2 separate regions of the Homo sapiens genome follow, and region 1 is linked to region 2. A link is an interaction called in ENCODE POLR2A ChIA-PET data of the cell type or tissue named here. Cell type or tissue: HepG2. All regions are shown on one strand.

Evidence for each region. Peaks named below come from ENCODE experiments on the same cell type or tissue, not always from the same donor. Only the 100,000 strongest peaks of a DNase experiment are listed, where the experiment ranks them.
Region 1: POLR2A ChIA-PET joins it to region 2 with 6 read pairs; 4 of 35 experiments call an interaction of 5 or more read pairs at or near these places.

Annotation. Positions count from the first base shown.
Region 1 is chr2:69,932,874-69,935,373 of GRCh38, forward strand. MXD1 (MAX dimerization protein 1) reads left to right here. Exons shown (of 6, transcript NM_002357.4): 4 at 2,478-2,500. It also overlaps a transcript of ASPRV1 not described here. Among named protein-coding and RNA genes, the nearest start is that of MXD1, 19 kb to the left of the region's middle. In HepG2, no CTCF peak of the experiment used is centred here; DNase peaks (open chromatin) are centred at 578 and 1,178.
Region 2 is chr2:70,107,906-70,110,405 of GRCh38, forward strand. No RefSeq gene overlaps it. Among named protein-coding and RNA genes, the nearest start is that of LINC01816, 16 kb to the right of the region's middle. In HepG2, no CTCF peak of the experiment used is centred here; DNase peaks (open chromatin) are centred at 586 and 1,096; H3K4me3 peaks cover 1,081 bases.

The DNA.
Region 1 (2,500 bases), 180 kb before region 2:
GAAAAATATCTAAATATAATTTTAATTTTTGAACTTTTTCTTCTAATTGGAAAATTAGCTCATACCTGTAATCCCAGCACTTTGGGAGGCTGAGGCAGGCAGATTGCTTGAGGTCAGGAGTTCGAGACCAGCCTGGCCAACATGGTGAAACCCCATCTCTGCTAAAAATACAAAAATTAGCCGGACGTGGTGGCGGGCGCCTGTAATCCCAGATACTCAGGAGGCTGAAGAAGGAGAATCTGTTGAGCCTGGGAGGCAGAGGTTGCCATGAGCTGAGATCACGGCACTGTACTCCAGCCTGGGCGACAAGAGCAAGAACTCTGTCTCAAAAAAAAAAAAAAAAAAAAAAAACAAAAAAAGAAAATTAGTCTATAAGTTTTATGGCAAGAAATAGACAAATTTATAAATGTATAAATTATACTTTCTCATAGTGTTTCTAATAACATGATCTATTTTCATGGCTCTTTTTGAAGAATATTATCCAAGATGAACAAGTATATTTTACATACAAGTTTTCTTCCCTTCCCTGGTCCCCACCACATGCAGTAGTGGGAGGAGCACACCTGTAACATGAGTCTTTGCTCTGACTCTGCCACATGGACAGGTTTTTCAGAAGAAGTGAAAGACTTACAAAATAGTAAAGCCCTTGTGCTATTACCTCTTCCTAGCTCAGAAATGAATGCTGTACTCCCCAAGCTTGCCAAGCCTTAGAGCACCCTTGGAGAGTTTAGGACAACTTCCTCATGACCTAGAAGAGGCAGGAGGCTCAGAAGGAAGGAAGTCTAATGCCTTGCTTACTAGCCCTGCCTTAGGGGAACATCCTGAAGTCTCCCTGGAGAGTGTGAATTGACTTCTTACATTAATATCATGCATATTCACCTGTCCTATAGCTTTCTGAAGCCATTTCCTTTCTTTGGTCTATATTTTCAACTTTTGCTATTACAGTACAATTCTTAAGAGGAAAAAGGGCAAACCTATAAGGCATTGCATTGTTTCCCAATTCAGCTGGAGGGGAGCCTCCTAGACCCCAGGGAACTCTGCTCCAAGTAGGTTGTGTGTGGGCAATGAATGTTATCTAAAACCTGAAGACTCTGAGCACTGCTGAAGGTGCAAAGATGCAGTAGAGATGGACTCTGTCCTCTAGAAGCTTAAAGTCTAGTTGAATAGATGACATAATCCATTCAGCAAACACTTATTAAGCATGTGTGTGTTTGAGGCACGGTGACAGCACAGCAATGATTAAGCTGCAATCCTGACTTTCTAAGGAGACTGCAATGAATGGTTAAGTAAGAAATATGAAACAAGTCAGGCAGTACAGTGAACTTCCCAGTGAATAATATAAACAGTTAAGTGGTGCTTAGAAAATAGAGGAATCACTGTGAGCTAGGATGGCTTGGGAAGGCTTTAAGGAGGTGGTAAGCTTAAGCAAAACCCCCAAATCTCAGCTGCTTCTTACATTCATAGAATTTTCCAGGTTCTAGAATAAAGCACAAACCATTTCAAGGAAATGTAAATTTCTCAGTTGGAGCAACTCTCGTGCTCTCTCTTCAGTCAGTTGCCGTGGCTGCTGCTTCATCCAGCCCTTCTCCCTCTCCCACTCCGTGCCATTGCATCAGTCTGACATACTCCAAGAACAAAAAGTATAAAAAATGACTCAGTAAAAACCCCCATCACTTCCTTCCTTATCTCTGTCTGACTGTTCCTTGCCTTCTCCCTGCCCAGCCAGTTTCTTATGTGTCATTCCAGAGTTTGTCTACATACAAGAAAACATGAATATAGATTCTTGTTTTCCTCCATCTTTAAGATAGCATGGTATACTCACAGTTTGGAATCTTGCTTTTCTCCACTTAACAATATATCTGGAAAATCTTTCCTAATAGGACATAAAGCACATTCTCATTCTTTTTGATAGCTACATAGTACTACACGGTGTGGATGTAGCATAATTTATTTAACCAGTTCCCTCCTGGGTGGTCATTTGGGTTGTTTCAATCTTTGCTATTACAAATAAAGCTTCAACAAATAACTCCACAGATATATATGCTCCTTGACTTATGATGGGGTTATGTCTCAAGAAGCCCATCATAAATAAAAAACATCCCAAGTCTAATATGCATTTAATACTTCAATAAACTCATTATAAATTTAAAAAATTGTAAGTTGAACCATCATGAGTCAGGGACCATTACTGTATATAGTATTTACACATGTGAATGACTATATAATAGCAGATATTATTCCCTACCCCAGCACTTGTATTATCAATAGACTTAGCTTCGAAAACCTTGGATTTTGCTTCTCATTGGTTTTCACCAGAGTTGTCTGGTTCAAAATATGTTTATTCAGCAAAAGGTCATTGGTAGCATTTGCCATCGCAAGGCCTGGGCAACTTCACACTCTTTGAGAACTCATTCTGCCTGGGGTGCTTCTGGCCCACTGTGAAACTCTCAAATGCTACTGTGGTCTTGTTTTCATAGACGGGCTCATCTTCGCTTGTGCC
Region 2 (2,500 bases):
CTTTAGCCTGGGAGTTCGAGGCTGCAGTGAACCGTGATTGCGCCACTGCCCTCCAGCCTGGGCGACAGAGCGAGACCTTGTCTCAAAAAAAAAAAAAAAGAAGAAGAAGAAGCCACTAAGCTAAGAGGTAGGTACTAAGTTGAAGGGGAGACAGAATGGAGATAAGGATTTGGGTTTTTTAGGTGGTAGTGACACAAGGATGTTCATAAGCTGAAGAAGAAAAGACCAACAAACAGACTAAACATTTGAGAATGAGACAGAGGAAAAAGCATACGGAGCAAAGCACAGAGGTCACAGGGTGTGTGGCCAGCAGTGGTGGGGACGCTGCTAGCTTTCTCTGAAGTGGGAGAAAAGGAGTGTTCCTTTCCCTGCACTTTCTCAACCACACTGACTGAGGAAGGACAGAGGGGGCCCAGAGAGCAGTGGGGGTGTCCAATCACTGTTCTTGGGCCTGGAAACTGTTGGGGCTGTGGACCCCAGAGTACTGAAGGACTGCTGGACGGAGCGTATGGCTCCATCTGAGCCTGTAAATCATAAATCTACCTGGTCAAAGAGTAAAGGCCTCAAAGGTTCTGAGTTAATTGGTCTGGTTTTTGACCTGAGCATCAGAAATTTTTTAAGCTCCCTGAGTGAGTCTAACATGCAGCCATGGTTGAGAACCACTGGGGTTAAGAAGTGAATTGAGACGTATGGAGACTTAAATCTCCAACCCTGGGTGGGAGGACAAGGAGAGGCTCTGCCGCCCTGGCTGGAATAGTGGGGCCCTGTTTGGGTTGTGGACGTCCCTTCAGTCACAGGAGGATGAATTCCTGCCTTGTTCCTTTGGTCGGATCTGAATTCTTCCCCAACCTCCCGCCCTAACTGATAGCATACAGGGCTTCCCAGACAGAGACCATCAGCCCCTAGGGTGGCAGAGAAAGGCCAGGTTCAGGAATGTGACATTAATTATGACAAACAATATGTTCTCCCACTTAAGAACTAAGCCTGGTTGGCTGCGCATGTGCGCGCGCGTGCTTGTGTGTGGGTGTGTGGTGGGGTATGTGTGTGTCCGGGGCTGCCGATTCAACTGAAAAACAAAAGCGGCTCTGAGTCTGAAGCTAAGGTTTAACAAGTGACCAAGATGACTCATGCTGCTTGGCTGCAAAGGCCACAGGGCTGCCACCCCCAGCGGGGCGGGGCCTGGGTGGGAAGAGTCACAGGTACAGAGGCTCCTGTGACATTCACACTCTGCCCCTGCATCGGCTGCCTTTGGGGCCAAATACTTTTGTGAAAATTAAGACAGAAGGCCGGGTGCGGTGGTTCACGCGTGTAATCCCAGCACTTTTGGAGGCCGAGGCAGGCGGATCACGAGGTCAAGAGATGGAGACCATCCTGGCCCACATGGTGAAACCCTGTTTCTACTAAAAATACAAAAATAGGCAGGGCGTGGTGGCTCACGCTTGTAATCCCAGCACTTTGGGAGGCTGAGGCGGGCAGATCACGAGCTCAGGAGATCGAAATCATCCTGGCTAATACGGTGAAACCCCGTCTCTACTAAAAATACAAAAAATTAGCCGGGTGTGGTGGCACGTGCCTGTAGTCTCAGCTACTCAGGAGGCTGAGGCAGGAGAATTGCTTGAACCCAGGAGGTGGAGGTTGCAGTGAGCCAAGACTGCGCCACCTCACTCCAGCCTGGCAACAGAGTGAGACTCCATCTCAAAAAAAAAACAAAAACAAAAACAAAAAGTAACTGGGTGTGGTGGCCCGCACCTATAGTCCCAGCTACTCGGGAGGCTGAGGCAGGAGAATCACTTGAACCCAGGAGGCGGAGGTTGCAGTGAGCCGAGATCGTGCCACTGTACTCCAGACTGGCGACAGAGCCAGACTCCCTCTCAAAAAAAACAAAAAACAAAAAAGAACCAGAAAATGTAACTTTCTTCCTATGGTCATAAATCTGGTGTAAGCAGGCAAGTCAAAGCGATGTTGAAGCCAATGGATCTTGCAAAGGCATGGCAATGTTTGCACAAGGATGGGATATAGTAAGTTAAAATACATTGGCTTTTTCCAAACGGGCTCAAACTGGAAGAGAAGGTCTAAGCAGAGCATGTGCTGCTGTCAGGAGGGTTCCTCAGCAGGAGACAGGGCACCCCAGGGGTGCATATTTAATAAAAACTTACAATATGCAGGTTTTGGGACATGAAGGAAACATTTAACCTGTCCTGTCCAACACGGCAGCCACTTGTCACATGCGGCAGTTGAATACTTGGAATATGGCTAGTCTGAATAAAGATGTAAAACATACGCCGGATTTTAGACTTAGTACAGGGGTGGGAAAGAGTTTAAAATAGCTCAGTATAGGCCGGGCACAGTGGTTCACACCTGTAATCCCAGCACTTTGGGAGGCCAAGGTGGGCAGATCACCTGCAGTCAGGAGTTTGAGACCAGCCTGGCCAACATGGCAAAACCCTGTCTCTAATAAAATTACAAAAATTAGCTGGGAATGGTTGCGGGCGCCTGTACT